Linked DNA regions of Homo sapiens: region 1 is linked to region 2. Evidence: chromatin contacts called from ENCODE Hi-C or POLR2A ChIA-PET data. All regions are on one chromosome and are shown on one strand. Each heading gives the region's core, a stretch centred on a gene start or an enhancer-like site at or near the end of the contact. The rest is flanking DNA. Distances are from core to core; before and after follow the strand shown.

Evidence for each region. Hi-C counts contacts between places; a loop is a spot of excess contacts on that map. ChIA-PET counts read pairs that join two places held with the same protein, here RNA polymerase II (POLR2A). Pooled maps may share reads with other maps.
Region 1: a loop to region 2 is called in a map of ascending aorta, with 2.6 times the contacts of the local background. The contact joins the promoter of PDLIM4 here to the enhancer-like site in region 2. A Hi-C loop is called at or near these places in 1 of 168 maps with a recorded cell type or tissue (ascending aorta), 3 of 37 single-sample maps with no recorded cell type and 4 of 50 pooled maps. POLR2A ChIA-PET finds 5 or more read pairs at or near these places in 2 of 52 experiments (K562 and OCI-LY7).

The regions. Positions count from the first base shown.
Region 1 is chr5:132,254,728-132,259,346 of GRCh38, forward strand. It overlaps PDLIM4 (PDZ and LIM domain 4), which reads left to right and starts at 2,969. Exons shown (of 7, transcript NM_003687.4): 1 at 2,969-3,100. The coding sequence starts at 3,008. RefSeq lists an enhancer at 3,523-4,312.
Region 2 is chr5:132,102,141-132,106,928 of GRCh38, forward strand. No RefSeq gene overlaps it. Among named protein-coding and RNA genes, the nearest start is that of CSF2, 31 kb to the left of the region's middle. RefSeq lists enhancers at 1,256-1,550, 1,329-1,708. Within about 2 kb of position 1,616, at least 30 of the 41 ENCODE cell types and tissues checked have a DNase peak (open chromatin) inside an H3K27ac peak, as active enhancers do; they include OCI-LY7 and ascending aorta, where a contact is called at or near this core.

The DNA.
Region 1 (4,619 bases), core at 1,719-4,218, 150 kb after region 2:
GCCCAACAGCATTCCCAAGGGTGTCTGCTCCTGCTGGAGCCTGCCAGCCCTGCCTGCCCATTGAGGAAAGAGCACAGTGACTTCTCCTGACCTTGGACAGACCTGGCTGCATACAGAAGGCCTGGGCATCGTGCCCTGAGCCACTGGGTGTGGCCTCGAAGGCAACAGAAGCAGAATTCTTCACCTTCCTAAGCCCCCTTATGCCCTCCCTGCGTCCCTCTGGGTCATGTCCAAAGGGTAAGCTAAGATAATAATTCCTGTAACTGTGGTGTTGTTAATAGCAAATGTTTTTTAATGCCTTGTGTGTGCCAAGTTCTCTGCGGGGTGCTGGAGAGACACAAATAAATAAGACAGACACAGCCTCTGCCCTTATGGATGATACCTGGACCCATCCCTGAGTACTCAATACGTACTTATGCAGAGAAGAAGAATGCATGAAATAAGCAGTCTGATTATTCCCAGCAGCACAGACACCTGATGGGTGTGCAGTAAATACGTGAAGGCCACTAGGGCAGGGGTGATGTGTGACCTGGCCACCACACATCCCCACCCTGAAGAGGGCTTCCAGACCCTGTGACTGCCTTATGACTTGGTATTCCAGCATGATAGGGTCTCAGCAATACAGCAATCTCCAAGGACCAAGGCCATTACAGGGGAAAAGGAAATCTGAGGGCTTCCTTAAAGAACTTTCGGGAGAGCTGGAGAAGCCATAGAATCTGCAGCTTGTCTGACCTGCTGCCTAGAACTCAGGGTACCTTATGAGTGGGTTTACAGCATGGCCCCTAAGAAGGGCCACCCCCAAACTCCAGGTACAGAACCTGACCTGGCATCTCCCCTGTGGGAAGGCACAGTCAGAAGTAAGCCTCTGATGTTCTCTTAAGTCAGGGATGTCAACATGAGCTCATGTGAGGGAATGACTGGCCTGGACCCGGATCCTGCATCATTCCAATCTGTCCAGATGCTGCCCAATGAAATGGGGAAGTTTATGGACCAGATTCTAAAAAATTCATCCAGAGTCCCCACCCCACCTCCACCTCCAAACTTGTGATAGAAGCCTTTGGAGATGGATTACACTGCCCAGAGACTCAGGGGCCAGGAAGGTCATATTCAGGAGGACCACTTCACATTCCCCCGGACAGAAGTAAACGGGTAATGAAGGAATTTCAGGATGGAGGCAAGGAGTGTAGGCAGTCTTTGGGATGTGAAATCGGGGGAAACAAGCAATGTATGAAGAGGAGTTTCAGGAATTCACTTTGGGATACATTGGGTGGAAGCTTCCACAGACCCTTGAGGATCCCTTCCCCCCAGAAAAGGTCTGCACTGTTTACATTCACTAGGACTCTTGGAGCCCAGCTGACAGGCCTCTGACCACAAGCCATGCTGTACACCAAACCCTCAGGACAGCCAGTGATAAGTGATGGCTGCCCCTTACTCTCTACCCCATTTAGTAGGGTCTAAGTCCTGGGGAGCTTCTGGCCTACAGACCTCAGAGAGACAATGCAGTGACCAGCTCTCCTGCTGGCCCTTCCACCTTTCTTCACTTGGGATCCAAGTCTGCAAGGGGCTGAGCAGAAACCTCCTCCACCACAAAGTGATGGAGAACAGCCCAATGGCTGGTGCTCTAATGGATTCAGACACCGCACCCCCCCCCACACACACACCCCAAATACACTCCCATATAAACACCGCTACCACACACCACTTGTTTCTCTCCCAGCTGAACAGATAGCAGCATCTTGCCTCCTACAGAGGCACCCACATTCTACTCTGAAGGGCCCCTCCCTTCCTTGGACTGCCCTAGGTTTGTGCTTCTCAAGCAGTTCTCCTCTTTGCGGGTTGTCAGAGACCCAGTGGACACATTTCATCCCACCACCTGTGAGGAGCCCAAGAGCAGGGTCCTTATCACAGCTTGACTAAAAGGACACATAAGGTTAAGGATTTGGGCTAAATGAGAGACCTCCACAGAGTCTGGAAAAGTAAAAGGTGTCTCCCTGATGTAGCCAGATAGAAGTGCCGAGAGAACCAGAGGGAGGTTGGTGGTGCCATGGCATCTGCATTGGCTGTTCAAGTACATCCCCGGAGGATAATGGTTGGGAATGGAGAGAAGACCTTGGAGAGAAAAGGGCCCAAAGTGAAGCGCTGCATATATTTCTTCCCTTTACACTGCACAGCCACGACCCCAGCCGCTCCAGCTGCTACTTTCTCAGGAGACCTGGGGAAACAAATCTCCTGGCAAAGGACGAGGGGAGGGGGCTGTGCAGACAGGGAGGTGGCCTGCGAGGAGCCTGCAAGCAGCAAGAGAAGGCCTGAATGTTCTGGGGAAGCAGGGACACCTTGCTTCCAGATACAAGTCAGGGACCACCTCTTCCAGGAAGCCTTACTGGCCTCCACAAACTAGTCTGAGGACCTTTCTGTGTCCACTCCCACGCTCGGCGCTGCCTGCTGTCGTTTTGGGTCTGCGTCCCCGGCCCAGTGCTGCGCAAGCCCCTGGTTCATAGGGTTCTTGGTTCAGAGGGCTCCTCACACGGCAGGATGGGCCGCAGGTGTGCCAGTCGGGCCCATGAGGAGGTATCTGAGCTGGGGCAGCCCCATCCCCCAAGTGGGCCCTCCATCCCTCCTCGGGCTGGAGCACCGCCCCTAAAAGCGACTTCAAAGGGCCGGTGTCGACAGCTGGGTTTGGGTCCGCGGCCTGCAGATCCAAGGCCCGAGCAGGATCCAGGCCGTCGGGGCCGTCCGAACGCGGGGATCTCTGAGAGCTGAGTGGGGGTGCCGGGTTGCCGGCAGCCGGGGCTGAGGGCGGGTCCTCAGAGCCCCCCGAAGTGGGAGGGTCGGGCTGGCCGCGGGGCCAATCCAGGCGCACAGGGAGCGGGGGCGGGGGCTGGGCCGAGTGGGGACAGGGGCGGGCGGGCCGGGGGCGGGCGCGGCGTCCAGGCGGCGGCGGCGGCTGCGGCGGCGGCGGCTCCTCCTCAGAGTCCGGCTCAGGCTCCGGCTGCGGCTCCAGCCCGCGATGCCCCATTCCGTGACCCTGCGCGGGCCTTCGCCCTGGGGCTTCCGCCTGGTGGGCGGCCGGGACTTCAGCGCGCCCCTCACCATCTCACGGGTGAGTCTGGCGGCTGCGTGGCGGCAGGGCGGTCCCATGTCTGAGACCGGGTTCTCGCGGTCCGCCCGGGACCCAGATCCCCTGTGTATCCGAGGCTTGAAGGCGGAGGGTTGGCCTGGGCGCCCCGCATGCTGTAGAGGCGGCTTCCAGGCAGAGGCAGGCAGCCCCAGCCGCCCTCCTCCCACGCTGGGCCTGTCTGCCCGATCCCGCGAAGAATCTCCCAAGAGTTCACGCACCCGCCTCCCCGCTGGCCTCATCTGGGGGAGCCACTGTGGACCCGGGAAGGACCCGCGGAGATGGGCCAGGGGTCTAGACAGCTCTACAGAGGCCCAGAAACTCTTCAGACTCACCCCCTGCCTGAAGATCTGGGGCAAAATGATTTAGAGCCCCCCTTCCCCTATCAGGGGTCCCTGCCGGCAGAGCTTGGTGACCCAGGGAGGTCTGGGGTCCTCGCTGAATCTGAGAAGACAGAGGTCCATCCACTTCCCACTTTGGGCGTGAGTCAGTCTCTCATTCACGACCTCAGTCACCCTAAGGGGAAGTGACCAGGAGGAATTTTGGCTTCCAGGGGAAAGGGAGACTTAACTGTGAGGTTGTGAGACCCCTCCCCACAAGATGACACAAAGCCGGGGGCCAGGACAGCCTCAGGCCCGTTCCTCAAGTTTCCCAGGGCCCTGCCTTGCCCACAGAGAAGGAAAAGGAGCCGGCACAGCCCTGGAGCGTGGCTAGTCTGAGGATAGAGGAGTGGAGGAGGTGACTCAGGCCCTGTTCGAGGGGGTGCCTGTCTAGGGGAGACAGGATCCTGGCCCAGCCTCGACATCCTCGTGTCTGGAGGGCCAAAAGAGAGGACTCAGACCCTGCCCTTGGGGGTCCCCAGCCTAAGGGACAGAAGAGGAGAGAACCCAGGCCCTGCCCTTGGCGGCTCTCAGTCTGGAAGGAGCAGAGGAGATAACCTGAAACCATCTGACGGCCATCCCTTGCTCCCACACAGGCTGATCTTGTCTTTGGGGGCCTGTGTCAGAGGCACAGAGAAGCACCTTCCCCCACCCTACTGCCACCTCTTGCCATGGGGGCTGGGCCAAGCCGGCTGGGCTTTAAGAGACTTCTGTCCAGTTCTTGGGAGGGGGTGGGCACCAGGTGGAGCGTGGAATCATGGAATCCCGTTTCTGGGGGCCAGGGTGACAGGCAGGCCCAGCTGTCCTAGGAGGCTTCCCACATCTGCCCTCACTGCCAGGTCCCTGGGGCCGAGTGAGGTGGGCCTTCAACACATCCCAGAGCCTTTCATCTCCTCTTTCCTATAGGATTCCTGCTGTGTGTGTGTGTGTGTGTGTGTGTGTGTGTACGCAAGCCTGTGTCTGCTTGTGTGTGTCATGCTGTGTGTCCGCTGAGGGGGCTGGTGGGGACACTAAGCGGGCTGGCCAGGCACCCTGGGCGTGAGGCCGCTGACAGGCTCAGTGGCGGCGGCTGACGGCTGCAGGCGGCAGGGAGCTGAGACATCTGTTGCCCACGCGGCTGCCTG
Region 2 (4,788 bases), core at 366-2,865:
GGGCCTCCTTGGCTTCTGGCCTGCAGCTGGGGAGGCAGGGCTGCAGTGCTGGAGGGGCATCTCTGTCAGCCTCCTGCAGCACAGGGGCCAGGGTCTGGGGGCAGCAATCACTTTGGTGACTAATAACCTAATCATGGAAAATTACAACTTCCTGAGCTAGGTATATCAGAGGTGGCCACAAAACTCTTTATGATGTGGCCAAAAATTCCTCCTACCACCACAGCCCTTGAAAATAGGTCAAAGACACCTTCTATGGAACTCTCAAAACAGGGCTTAGCTCACACCATCTACCTCCGTCATTGTGCTGCAAACACTGGAGCTTTTGTGAGAATGCTCTCCTCTTCTGCGGTTTGAGCTCAGTTTTGGCTCTGGGCTAATCATCTGTCCTGTCCTACTTGTCTTCCACAAGGGACCGACTGGTCATGAAGGCCATGAAGGCTGTCTGCTGTGTGTCCCTGGAAATGTCTGTCGACAGCCTCTCTAGGCAGAAGTGTTTCTTCTTGTGTACCAACCAAGACCTATAGGCCTCGCCTCATCTCCCAAGCTATACCTCACCACAAAGCAGAACAAGGGTGGACTAAGAACTGGCAGAGACTTATACTTGGCTTTCCAGAGGTCCCAGGTTTGTGGTAGGGGTTCATGAGGCTGGCTGCTGTCTAGATGAGATATGCAGAGTGAGCTCTTTTCCCTGAATGCTGGGCATCCCATCGGTAGTATGGGACAGGGTAAGCTCCTGGCCTGGCTGGCTCCAATGCTGCCTGAGTGAAGCTATGTAACCCTGGGACATCTCTCTTAGCATGCTGATATTTGGCTGCTTCTCTGATAATGGGAGCAGCATTCTCTGGTATGGGGTGCTGTGGAAGACCTAGGGAATGGGACAACAGATTAAAATGGGCTTTGAAGACCCTTGCAGAGGTGACCAGGGAGGCCCAACCTTCTATTTCCTGTGCTCAGGCCTTGGCAGAGACAGAAACCACGAGGCTCCAAGGTCCCCAACCAGTGGGACCCCGACACCAGGAGGACAGGACTCTCAGAGTTCTGTGCCTACTCCTCAGTTTCTTTTGTGTCTGCTGCTATCAGGAGTCCCAATCTACAGGGCTCAATCAGGATGGGATCCTTAGTGTGGCACCTGGGTCAGAAAGCCGCCCCTGCTAAGAGGCTCAGGACAGGGCTAACTGGGAGAAGAGGCCCCACCTAAGTGTCTGCCACCCAAGATGATACTTTTTTTGGCCCAGAAGCCTCATCTGACCTCTGGCCCAGGCCTCAGCCTGGGTGAGGGTGGACATCTCTGTCCTAACAAGATCCTTGGGAGCCTCCAGGCAGTCCCCTTCCAGGGATAAGAGGTCCTGTGTCTGCTTGGCCTAGAGCCAGGCCTGTGCTGAGTCACAGGACTCTGGTGTTCAAGGCCAAAAACAATGACTTAAACATTCTGAAATCCAGGAAAAATCAGCACTGGCTTTCTACCTAAGAACCCTGCCCAGCTAGGCATGAGTTCACCCAGCAAGACAGTGACAAGGACAATGGGAAACTGCCTGTCCCCTGTAGGCAAGAGGAGCAGGGGGCTAAGCCTTGAGCCTGAAACCAACCCTGAAAGATTCTTTAAAAACCCCATATCATTTCATCTAAAATTAGCTTTCAGCATCTAAATCACTTCCTGTTACAGAAACCACAGGCCTGATGCTTCAGTCATCACCCTGCCTGCCTCTAGGGGTGGGGTAGGTGAGGTAGGAGTGCTGCACACAAAAAACAGTGACTATCCAAAAGTGACACAGCAGTCAGGAACCCCTTTCCCCACCCCCCCCACCCACTGCAGAAAGGATGGCTAAGCAGGGCCCTATAATGGTGTTGTTGTGGGGACCAGAGCCAATGTGAACATGCATGTGCATGTAGGCAAATATACACACATATGCACACTCCCCTGCATGCACACTATACACACAGACCAGAGCTTTCTCCACTGCCGCAGAGAGACTGCCGTATGGACAGCCCAAGCACGTCTCCGTTGTGCCCCTTCTGAGCACAGGACTCACCAAGAGAGGAGGGCAAGTGTCTGGCCTCCTTGGAGCATCTGCATCTCTGTTTCCACTTCTCTTACAGCCCTGGTTACTTTATGCCTAATTGGCTGTGAGCGAGGTTAGCCCAGCACTTGGCACTTGGCTCTCACTCATTGTTTCAGCCAACATTGCCAAGTGTTTCCTGTGTGCAGAAAACCAGGTGGTGGCCGGATTGAGGATGTGGAGCAAGTCAGAGGCCATCCCTGTACACCAAGAACTGAAGTTGAAGAAACCAACTGAATCTCTAAACCAGAGATGTCCAATCTTTTGGTTTCCCTGGGCCACTTTGGAAGAAGAATTGTCTTGGGCCACACATAAAATTCACTAACACTAACAATAGCTGATGAGCAAAAAAAAAAAAAAAAAAAAAAAAAAGAAAGCAAAAAATCTCATAATGTTTTAGGAAAGTTTACCAATTTATGTTGGGTCACATTCAAAGCTGTCATGGGTAGTATACAGCCTGTGAGTCATGGGTTGGACAAGCTTGCCTAAACCATCCAGAGAGCTCTGTTCTTCCTACTGCCTCAAGCTAAGCCCTGACCCAAACCTGAGACCTGGATTGAAGGATGCCAGCATCTGTGCACAGATAAACTGCAGCCACAGAAGGAAGACACTGATCATCTGTCACAAACTTGGTGAGTCATAAATAGTGCCACCTAAACCATGAGATAAACTGGGGGTGCACCTGGAAACCAGGTAGCCCCCCTCAAGGGCAGGGGCTTTTGTATTATAGGTCTGCTGCTATTCTCCCAGTACCCTCAATGGCACATGTCATGTAGAAGAGTCTCAGTAAATACCTGGTGGGTGACAGAATGGAGGTGGGTGATTCTGTTGATGAGCAGGCTGGCACCGATGAGCATGGAGTATCTGCCAGCCCTAGGATGGTGCTGTGTCTGTGTCCATCCACTGTATGGTTACAAGAACTCAAGGTACCTGGGATCCCTCAGTCCTCACAGACCAGCTCCCAAGCTGGGCACAAAAGACAATGTATGTTGAGTGTTGTTTCTGACATGAGACTACTGGGACAGTAGGTGTCTGCCTGCTCCAGTATGAGGGATCCCACTACTTTGTCACTGGATGGCTTTGGTTGCAGTGGTTTTCTAACCAAAGCACAATGACCCTTCAGTGGGGTCAGCTTCAGCAAGATAAAGGCCTGGCCTGAAACAGGTGTCTTCTATAAGAAAGACAGAGTTGTGTCCATTATGCCTCTCTCGCTGCTTCCTGGTAAAGGGACCTAGGCATCCCTGGGTGACTGGAATGCCTGGTGACCACTTCCATCCACCCCCATTAGCTGCTGCTAAGGTACACATGAAGTATCTTAGGTTCCCAGAAAGAGAACCCCTGTTGAACAGTAACAAGCCCCAGCACAGGGTGCTAATGATTTATCTGCTTTCACATTTGAGCGTGCTTTCTTGGAAGTGATGGAGAATCTTCGGCCTGAAGATGTGGAGGCGCATGCAGAGTCCTGAGCTCCCCACAGGCAGCTTAGGTGTAACTGAGAAGGAGCTGTGAGCATATCTGGCTCTCCAGCTCCCACAGCAAGCGGGGTCCACCAGTATTGACATGGCTCTTGTCTGCATGATAAGCTGGACCAACAAGGCCAGGGCTCTGCCCACAAAGCTAAACTAGTATGGGGACTTGGCACTTGTCCCTGTCAGGGGAATGGTAAGCATTTTCGCACAGACTAGACATATTTTCCAAAGGCCTGCTTTAAATCAGGCCTTATCTGGGCACTGAGGATACAATTAGGAAGAAGACAAAAGTCTGTCTCTCAACAATGGCATATTCCACTGAGGGAGACATGTAATTATAATACCAGATTGTAAGTACAAAACTAGAGAGGTATTAGAAAAAGACAGACATGGTGCTCTCGGTGCATAGAGAAGGAACATGCCACCCAGCCTGGAGGCTAGGCACAGTTTTGGTGAAAATTTTTACTGAGGTAGAACTCAGTAGGAATAAGACATTACCAAATTGAATTAAAAGAATAACAGATCATGATCAAGCAGGGTCATTCCCAGGAATGCAAATTTGATTATGGAAAATCTACCAATGTACTTCTCCACAATAATTGGTTAATCTAAAGATGATCATCTCAACAGAAACATCCGTTTATGAGAAAAATTCTTTGTCTACTAGGACTACTAGGAAGCATCCTTAATAAGATCAAGAATTATACCAGAAACCGGCCAGGCGCAGTGGCTCATGCTTGTAATCCCAGCACTTTGGGAGACAGGCAGATCACTTGAGATCAGGAGTTCGAGATCAGCCTGGCCAACATGGTGAAACCCCATCTCTACTTAAAAAAAAAAAAAAAAAAAAAAATTATCCGGGCATGGGAGTGTGTGCCTGTAATCTCAGCTACTCCAGAGGCTGAGGCACAAGAATTGCTTGAACCTGGGAGGTGGAGGTTTCAACGAGCCAAGATTGCACCACTGCTCTACAGCCTGGGTGACAGAGTGAGACTCTGTCTCAAAAAAAAAAAAAAAAAAAAAAGAGAGAGAGAATACTATAAACACCTCTATGCAAATAAACTAGAAAATCTGGAAGAAATGGATAAATTCCTCGACACATAAACTCTCCCAAGACTAAACCAGGAAGAAGCTGAATCTCTGAATAGACCAATAACAGGCTCTGAAATTGAGGCAGTAATTAATAGCTTACCAAACAAAAAAAGTCCAGGACCAGATGGATTCACAGCCGAATTCCACCAGAGGTACAAGGAGGAGCTGGT